Regions from separate parts of the Mus musculus genome. Here region 2 is linked to region 1. A link is a loop called in an ENCODE intact Hi-C map of the cell type or tissue named here. Cell type or tissue: heart. All regions are shown on one strand.

The links. Hi-C counts contacts between places; a loop is a spot of excess contacts. Peaks named below come from ENCODE experiments on the same cell type or tissue, not always from the same donor. Only the 100,000 strongest peaks of a DNase experiment are listed, where the experiment ranks them.
Region 2: it touches region 1 in a loop (1.9-fold over the local background); 1 of 42 quality-filtered maps calls a loop at or near these places.

What each region holds. Positions count from the first base shown.
Region 1 is chr11:61,502,970-61,507,969 of GRCm38, forward strand. B9d1 (B9 protein domain 1) reads left to right here and starts at 2,175. Exons shown (of 7, transcript NM_013717.3): 1 at 2,175-2,302; 2 at 3,375-3,443; 3 at 4,659-4,770. The coding sequence starts at 2,240. It overlaps B9d1os (a long non-coding RNA gene), which reads right to left and starts at 2,117. Exons shown (of 1, transcript XR_141098.4): 1 at 1,416-2,117. In heart, a CTCF peak has its summit at 1,898; a DNase peak (open chromatin) is centred at 2,072; H3K4me3 peaks cover 1,445 bases; H3K27ac peaks cover 877 bases.
Region 2 is chr11:61,264,960-61,269,959 of GRCm38, forward strand. Aldh3a2 (aldehyde dehydrogenase family 3, subfamily A2) reads right to left here and starts at 2,227. Exons shown (of 10, transcript NM_007437.5): 1 at 1,895-2,227; 2 at 105-336. The coding sequence starts at 2,047. In heart, no CTCF peak of the experiment used is centred here; a DNase peak (open chromatin) is centred at 2,242; H3K4me3 peaks cover 1,816 bases; H3K27ac peaks cover 1,346 bases.

The DNA of each region.
Region 1 (5,000 bases):
TCACAGTGGGCTGGGCCCTCCCACATCAATCAGTAATTAGGAAAATGCCCCACAGGCTCACCTACAGCCCAATCTTAAGGAGGCATTTTCTTTTTTCTTTTTTTTTTTTAAACAATATCAGCCAGATATTGGTGGTGCACACACACTTTTATTTATTTATTTATTTATTTATTACATGTAAGTACACTGTAGCTGTCTTCAGACACACCAGAAGAGGGCATCAGATCTCATTATGGGTGGTTGTGAGCCACCATGTGGTTGCTGGGATTTGAACTTCAGACCTTCGGAAGAGCAGTCAGGTGCTCTTACCCACTGAGCCATCTCACCAGCCCCCAGGAGGCATTTTCTTAACTGAGACTCCTGTCTCTCTGATGACCCTAGCTTTTGTCAAATTGACATAAAACTCACCAGAACATCTACCAGGGTCCTCGAGCACTCTACAGCTGCTGGGTGAGAGCCTGGGGATGCTTTTCATTATCTTACCTCTGCAGTGATAAGGAGAATGAAACATTTTATAAAATGAGGGTTCCTTGATGAAGACTTATGGCTTCACTCATATGCCCAAACCAGGAGCATACGGTATCTCCTGCTATGGATGCCTTTAGTAACTAGATGGGAACATTCTCCTACAGGACAGAAAAGGCCTGAGAGAGTACAGGTACCAGTGACTGAAATCATCCCCAGGTTTGTTTTCTCATAGAACTCAGGATCACCAGCCTAGGGTAGCACCATCCACAGTGGGCCTGGCCCTTCTCCACCAATCACTAATTAAGAAAATGTTCAACAGGCTTACAAGCCCAATCACATGGAGGCTTTCTCAATCTTGGTTCCCTCCTCTCAGATAACTATGGCTTGTGCCAAATTGACAAAAAAACTAGCCAGCACAGACCTCTTCCTAAATGTCTCATCCTGTTGGTTTAGGACAGAAAAGCCTTATCTAATGAGTAATTTGGGGATTGAGAAGGCTTCCTTTCAGTAGCCTGTATCTTTCCAACGCTTTCAGTAAAGAACAGCAAGTGGCAGCCACCGGCTAGGAGAGAGGGGCCTAGAGCCTCTGCTTGTATGACTCTTGGCTCTAAGCTAAAAGAATTTCTTACATGCTTGCACCTCGGCCCACCTAGAACGCTGTGACCACATGCCTTTCCTCTTCCCCATAGGTGGCTTTGGGAATCCCGCCAACTGACTTCCAAGCTAACAGTTAGCGTGACCTGGTGTCATTACTGCAGGCTGAGCTCCCTAAAGTATACACATCTGCATCCGTTTGTTTCCAGGCTCCCTCATCATTAATGTGCTCTTTGATGTTTCCTTATAAGCTCTGAAAGTGAAGTCTGATTCTGCAGCTAAATTCCTGTAACGAATATGGCTAAATTACCTTCCAGGTCTGGATTTCAGTCACGCCCTCCAGAAAACTGAGATGTGTTCAATTTTATTTATTAAAGAAGTAGTTCCCAAATATTTTGCACTGGCCGGGCAATGAGGACCAGGCATTCAATGCCCCTAGAGTCGAGCTGGGGATCTAAAGGCAAGAAGCTCGCATTAAGCCACCTTGAATTGGACAGTGATAGAGTAAGTGCAGTTGAATCCAAGCACTAACAATGGTGTCTACCGAAAAGGATGCTGGTGGCTTGGGACCAAGCTCTGACATCCCTGAGCTACCAGTGATTTTCCAAAATTGGGTGACTGGTTCCGTGGGCTCCAGCTTCTCATGCAGGACGCGGGACTTGGACAAATGGAGTCTCCGGGTTTCGATGACAAGAGCCTCATAGGGCTGAAGGGCGCATTCTTCACCTGAGACAATGTGCTGGGTGATGCCCGCTGGACCACTCCCGCGCACCAAGCCTTCCAACGATGGCGTCTTTGCCGTCGCTGTGTGTGGCAACAGCGACACCACCTGGAGAGAGGTAACTCTAGCACGTGACTTTCCGCGGGCCTGAGTGCCGGTGCTGCTTCTTCTCAACATCCAGCTTTGCAGCCTGCGAGCTTCAAGCATGGCCAGACGAGTGAAGTCACACAGTGCGGGTCCGTGGACCCGCCCCTGGGGGTTAGGTTCCGCGCGACAGACACGGAGGACAGTGCCCAAAGCCATAAAGACTACTGCGCCTGCGCACTCTTACCTTTGAGCGAACTCGTCACCGCTTGAGAAATTTGTCCTAGACGACTTACCGTCTGTTTCCAAGACAACCGAGAGCCTCCTGGCAACAGCGCGCGGCCTGCGCCGGTCTCCCGGCCCATCAGTGCAATGGCTGCAGCAAGTCCCAGCGTCTTCCTGCTCATGATCACCGGGCAGGTAGAGAGCGCACAGGTAAGCAGTCGTGGACTCCGCCCGGGGACGGCCTGTTTCTCTCCCCGGGCTCTTCGCTCAGCTCCTAGAAAGCCAAGATGCTCTGAGCATCTCAAATAAATGGAAAGGAGAAGCAGCATTTGAGAACCTTGGCTCCAGGTAGATGAACCGGACAAGCTTGAGTGAAAACAGACCTCGAGGCGTTCAGCTGGTACCACTTGGATCCTGTTTACTTGGTTGAGTGGTGGCCTAGGACTAATGGGACTGAAGACTCAGCTGATCCATTTAACAGCTGGGAACTTACCGGAAGGCAGTGGCCAAGGTGGGATTTGACCCGGTCCGTCTAAGAGACAGAACTTTGCTACATTATTCTTCTGGGCTGCTTGTTGAAAATGCCCATTATTCCTACATATTCTGAGGTTTGGCTGACATGCTTTAGGTTCTGCCAAGTCTGAAGCTCAGTAGGTGTTCCTGCCTTCCCATTCATTGGTACTGCGTCCTCCCTGTTTTCCTCTATCCGATTAGAGGATGTCTGGGCTGCTTACTCTGGACACCTTCCTTGGCGTCTGCCCTGGGCCTTCCTTTCTCCGGGACCCTCAGTTTTAGCCATGTTCTTTGGCCCTGTAGCTTCTGGGTTTCACGTGAGCATCATTTCTGTAGAGCTAATTTGTGCCCAGCACTGGAGATGCGCTGAGGCATGAAACCTGTTCCTTCTTCAGTCTAACAGGGTTATCAGATAGACATTAGGTACCCACATGCAGAAATGCAGAGAAGTGAAGGGAGCCAAGCAATGATCCTTAAGCCAGCTAGAGACTGAAGGGGAACTCTGAAAGATGGGCAAGGGGCCTACCACATGTGGACTGAGAAAGACAAGACAGAAAGTAGACCCTGAGCAAAATAACCTACGGGTATTGGCAGTCTGGGACTAAGCCTGACTTCCTGATTTCCATTCCCTGCCCGCCCTGAAACCCATGTCCACCTCCTCAGTCCCAGATGCCTCGTGTTCCTAATTCCTGTCCACTGCATCTGCCTAGCTAATGTGTGGGCCCAGTTTGCCCTTTCTAGACAGAATCCTGTATACTTTTTCTCTCAGTTTCCAGAGTATGATGACCTCTACTGCAAGTACTGCTTTGTGTATGGCCAGGACTGGGCCCCAACAGCGGTAAGTTGGACTCATGGGCCTCCTCTGGTTAGAGCTTTGGTGATTCCTGAATCATACCCTTCTATTCGAGACCAAGAGGTAGACACTAAGGTCAGAGATGACCTAAACATTGCATTTGTTTTTGGGGGAAAGCTAGTTTATAGAATACAGTCACTACTGGGTTCGCTGGTGTACCCCTGGAGTCTGTTAGTGGCAGCTGAGAGGGACAAGTAGCAGCCTAACCAGGCAGGCTCTGGAGAACCACCTGCCAGTGGCTTTGGACAGCATCAGCCAATACCCCCACCTGAAAACAAAACATGGCCCCTTCTCAGGCAGCAGAAAACAACCAGGAGCCAGGACAAAATGAAGGATCTCTTCTTAAGGTTTTAAGGAGTCTTTTTACCACAGGAAGCGGCTGCAGTGCAGACCACTATGATACTATACAATAGTTTAAAAAGTGGAAGCCAAACAGGATAGCATATGCCTGTAATCCAGCACAGAAGGCTGAGGCAGGAGCATCTCTAGGAATTCAAGGTCAAGCTGGGCTACATATATAATACCAAACAAATGGAAAAAATAAAATTAAAGCCCGACTTCTTTGAGCCCAAGTTTCTTCATTTGTATCACGGACATGTTAATATTTTTTGGTTTTTCTAATGCTTTCAATATATATTAGAGATTAATTCCATTTTAAATTATGTGTGTGTATATATCTGTGTATGGGTATGAATGCAAGTGGCTATTGAGGCCACAGGTCAGATCCCCTAGAGCTGTAATTATAGGATGTTGTAAGCTGCCTTTGGGGCTGGAGAAATGACTGAACAGTTAGAATGGGTACTTTTGCAGAGGGCCCCAGTTTGATTCTCAGCACCCACATTGTGGCTCACAACCATCTGTAACTTCATGACTATTTGAGTCCTCTGGGAGTGACCAATGTCTGACAGAAGCCCCCATCTTGTAGAGACATCTGTTCTTGTTAAGGAGACACTAAGTTGGATACATTCTGGTCTGTTAGCCAAAGATGGGTGGAATGAAGAGGGAGTGGATCAGGAGCTAGAGTGTATGACTAACTGGGAGGGAAGAATCTAGACCAAGGCATTGTGGATAAATATTTAAAGGGAGAGTGGAAAGAAGCAACATAGAACTTAAGTGACCTCCCCAACTTGCCTACTTAGACAGAAAGGTCATGGGTTCCTGGAACTCAAACCAGCTATCTCTATATCTATGTCTATTCAGGGTCTGGAGGAGGGGATCTCACAGATAGCATCTAAGAGCCAAGATGTACGGCAAGCACTGGTGTGGAACTTCCCCATCGATGTGACCTTTAAAAGTACCAACCCCTATGGCTGTGAGTCTGTGGGCCATGCTGGAAGGGGGAGATCTTCTGCCGCATCTGCCACCACTCTCCTTCTTTAGGCTGCCCTGCCAGTGTCTGAGTTTGTGCCCCAGCTTTTGATGCACTCAACATCTGCCTTTTTTGTTAAGTGCAGTTTGCACATGGAGCCTGCAATGCTGCAGCCACGTGGCCTGACCCCAAGTTGTCCAGCTTCCCATTGTAGTGCTCCAGTCAGCTCCAGT
Region 2 (5,000 bases), 240 kb before region 1:
GCTGCTGCCGACCACTAGAGAAAATGTATTCTAGACACTTACAAACACTAAGACAAAATACAACTCTCGACCAAGGAATAAAGACACCACAGCTGGCGCCAGACCTGCAGCAATGGCTCCCACCAGCGGTTGCATGGTAAGAACGAAAGGGTAATTCCAAGCTCCAATAATCAGTACGACTCCCAGAGGCTCGGGCTGAACGTAGGCCTCATCCATCATGGTTAGCAGGTTCTTCTTAGCCGGTCTCGCAGAAGCCAATTCAGGAAGATTCCCCAACATAAAATCAATCTCTCCAAGGATGGTAATGACTTCATGACTGTATGCATTGAGTTCACTCTGGAAGAGAAGGTCAGTTACTCTTACACAAACTGTGTAATACTTGGCTTAGGACAGCGGTTCTCACTCTGTGGATTGTGACTCTCACAGGGGTCTCGTATCAGACATTTTACATTATGATTCATAACAACAGCAAAATTACAGTGATGAAGAAGCAATGAAAATAATTTTATGTTTGGAGGTCACCACAACTGTTTGGAGGGTGGCTGCATTAGAAGGTTGAGAACCACTAACTTAGGATGTCACAACGCTCAGACCAAGTATACTTGCAGTGACAACTGGTATTATTAGACACCACCCCCTCCCCCGGTTTGCTATCAGATTTTTTTTTTTATTTCCAAGTTCTCAATAAGGCACACCCTGGATACTCAGGATGATTCTTCCTCTCTAATACATTCAGAGCCTCTAACGTCTTCACTACCGATCCAAGCCTTTTAAAATAGGGTTAAAAATGATCCCTTTCAGCATCACCTCCCGATTAATAACAGCCTCCCGAAGTCACGATGTAGGTACCGTGGCAACTTTGCTTTTGAGCAGCATCTTGATACTTCATCCTTAACGCACTGGTTTATAACCAGAGTCACACCTGCATATGTTCTACTTTGGAGCCAGATTTTAAATTCTGGACTTAATATATTTTCTTCAGGAACGCTATGTATGAACAAACATACACAAACTATCTGATGTTTGAGGAGTGGATGATTCACAGAGTTTTAATATTCACTATCCTATCTTGTTTACTAATTACCACAGCCCCTCTTTACCAGAAGTACTCTGAAGGAAGGTTTCTAGATTCTACTACAACTACTGTTACCACTTTTTGAAGCAGTCTTTGATTGAAAATCTGAAAATAGAGGTCTTACCATGCCTGGAATACAGATAGAAAGTAAAAGGGAGAAATAATATTACTAGAGAGTACAACAGACCATAGTTGTACCTTGAACACTACTTAAAACCTTGGTACTCAAAGCTTGCTTCTAAACAGGCCATATGTTATCACCTGGGCCCTCATTAGAAATCTCAGACACAGTCTCACGAGGACTAAGTCAGGATTTGTATTTTATCAGGTCCCCAGGGTGATTGTCTGTATACTGGAGGTCAATCATGTATATGATTAATGTCACACAAAGTCATATGGGGAATTTCAGTGCTGAAGATTATAGGAAATAAAAAGAACTGTCAACAAAAAGAAACCATTCTTTTAACGTCATGAAATAAAGACAGGGAGTGAAATAGCTGAAACCTACCAAGCAGACAAACTACTGAGATCCAGCCTATCCAGAGTTAACTGCACATTGTAAGGAAAGAGACTATGAACGCAGCAGAAATGGGCAAGGCTATACAGAGCGTTCGCAGACGAGAAATTGCCGGCGCCAAGTAAAGTATGCACTTCAATATGAGTGCAAATACAACAGTTTGGGCTCTAAGCGGGGCTGGAGAGTCCAGAGTCCAGGGTACTCTGCTTCCTCTTAACTGCTGGATAAACAAAACCAAACAACCTGCTACAGAGAAGGAATAAGGTGGCTCATCGGGCCCCTCCCACCCTGTGGAGGCTCACTTTGCTCAGGTCTGCCGCGATGGCTGCTAAGATTTCCTTCTCGCGCTCTTGCACCATCCTCCGCAGGGCCTCAAGCTGCTGCAATCGGAAGCGCAGCGGCCGAGATCGGCCGGACCGGAACGCCTGGCGAAGCCGTAGGACCTGGCGCTCCATGGCCGGGCCTGAGGAGAACGCGGAGCGAGGCAGGTGAGGGAGCACAGTACCAGTAAGGAGCTGCTATGGATGATGCCACAGCTCACTGCCACTTTCCGCTGCTGGGTCCTATCCGCCTACTGGCCTAGACCCGGCCCGGGTGTGGGCCAAACCCCAGCACTTCCCTGCTAACGACAAAGTGCGCACTCATTGGCTGAGCTGCTGCACGTGACTATGAGGCCCCGCCCCTTACCTCTAATCTAGCCGCGGGATTGCGGTCCCCGGGCGCCGGGTGTGTAGGTGCAATTTTTGGCACGCGAAGACGCGGAAGAAGTCCTTCTGGCTTCAGAAAAGAGCCAAGCGTCCTCTAGGAGGAGGAACTGAGGCCCGAGGGTGCTCACCCGGCCGGAAGTAGTCTCCCTTCGCCTGCAGTGCCTCAGATTCAGAGGCAAAGTCGCTGGGCCTGGGTAGGGCGGGCCTGGGTGGGGCGGGCCGGGTGACGCACGCGAAGGAGGTGAATCCAGTGTATACACACACACACACACACACACACACAAGCATTGTCATCGCCCACACTGATTTTCAATCCTCTCTACTGCGTACCATCCAAGGTTTTTTCCCAAATTTCCTCTCCAGGCTAATTAGCAATGGTTGACTTTCGTACCCATCTGGGGCTGCTCAGCGACGGCGGTCACTTTGTGTTGTCCTTCCCATCTTCTGGAAACATTTCCGCTTCCCTTCCTTGGCGTTCCCTAGGTTTTCCATCTCTGGATTTCTCCCTTTTCTGACCCATTAAAGTATTCAAATGTCTGGGACTAAGTTCTCTCCGCGCAGTCACTCATCTAATTCTACCAGTAGAGAGCAGAGAAGGCTCTCACCCAATCTTTCCTTGGACTCCCAAGGACACATTTAAATGCTAATCTCTATTTACACTTATAATGGACTTCTTATAGTTAATTTCATTAGAACTTTTTATTATTCTTCAGCAAACAACTCATACTTCCTACAGTGTTCCCTGTCTCTTTGACTTGATCTTCAAAATATATGTTGAGCCCAATAATGAGTGGTTCAAACCATACTACATATCTACTATATATAGCAATAGCACTCTAATAGGCTGCTTGCTTGATTGGTTGGCGACTATGAATCTGTTACTTCTTAGCTCTGTACTTACCGTTTTACACTCTGTAGTTCAGGAGCCCAGAGTAGGTTCTCCTCCCTCCTTGGCCTCCCAGGAAGTTCTGCCAGAGGAAGAAAGTAAGGAAGGAAGGAAGGACAGACTACCAGGACACTAAAGATTTCTGTTTCCCCATGGACTCAGTAGTGTGGCAGGTGCTGGCATTTCTATCGTGGAAGGAGAGTCAGTATATTCCTGCCTCTAGGAATTTCTTGGACAAGGTGGCTCCTAGTCCTAGAGGATGACAGTCACAGTGTCTCCAAATGGCACAGAAGTGGGCAGTACTGCAATGAGTTTCAGCTGAGATTCATTGGAGCAGTTTCTGATCTTTGAGACCATCCGCCCCACTCCACCCCCATGCTTCCTTCATTATTCCTGAAATCCTTCCTGCATGAAGTAACTGGGTGGGTTTGACTAGTTCCCCTTCAGCGTCACTGATACATTCAGAATGTACGGTGACCTTTATTAGTCAGTCCCTCTCTCAAAACTCTCCAGAGAATAAAATTCAAAGCCCATATAATCCTCTATAAGCCTATAAGTCTTGGCCTCTGGATGTGCCTCTTCTTATAGGATTTGCCCACGTAATGAGTTTTAGCCAGAGTGGCTTCCTTGCTGTTCACTGAACACTTGGGCACATTGCTATCCCAGGGCTTTTTTGGCATTCTGTGTCCTCTGTCTAGAGTGTCCAGCTAACTTCCCCAACTTTGTAGCTTTCACAATGGCCGGTGAGTTGAGGCTTATCTGAGGCGCTTCTTGGTGAAGCAAGACCACCCCACCCTTCACCTCTGCTTTGCCCTTACTGAAGCAAGCCAAAACAAGCTGCACAGCTTTCTCTTTGAAGGTTTCATGGTTGAAGCTGGTGGACTGCAGCTGAGAAAGTGTAAGAGGAGCAGGCTTCTCTGTTACAAAACCAATCAGGACCCTGCACCCTCCAACTCAGAATCACCTGTACTGAGCAAGCCCGCTGCTGAGGGTCAAAATCTAGCACTGTGTGGCAATGTTTAAATTAGCTCAGAGTTCACCTTAGGAGTGTGCTTGGTTATCTTTTCTTATCTGACCTGAGAGTGACCAATTTTAAACTCTTGAGTTAATAAGCATTGTGTGAGTATGAGCTATAGAAGATAAATTGAGGCGTGTTCTATGACATATAAGTCGTAGAATTCTAGTGTGAACTAGAACAGGAATCTATATTACCTAGGGCAAGTTGATCAGAGTGGCAACAAAGCTGCTTTTCTTCCCGAGAACGAAACTGAGGGCTGCCTTAAGAATATACCAGCATGGTGATGAACATCTTTAATCCCAACACTTGAGAGGAAGAGGCTGGTGGATCTCTGTGATTTTAAGGCCAGCCTGGTTTGCATAGAGAATTCCTGGGCAGCTAATTTTATGTAGTTAGACCTTGTCCCAGAGAACAAACAAACAGAAATATTGTGCATAATCACTGAAAGTTTGACTCTTCATTGTCTCTTGAATATTTTCCTTATTGGAGAAATCAGTTGTCTTGGGTTTTTTATTACAGTGATAAAACACCGTAACCAAAGCAGCTTGGGGTGGAAAGAGTTTATTTCATCTTACAATTCCACATCACAGTCTTATCAGTGAGGAAAGTCACGACAGGAACTCAAAACAAGACAGGAAGCTAGAGGCAGAAACTGATGCAGAGGCCATGAAGGATTGTTGCTTACAGGCTTGTTCCTCTCGGCTTGCTCTGCCTGCCTTTTTATAGCACCCAGGAGAATGCCACCTCTTACAGTGAGCCCAATTCCCCTCAGAGTCTCTTCAGGATGGAAATCTATC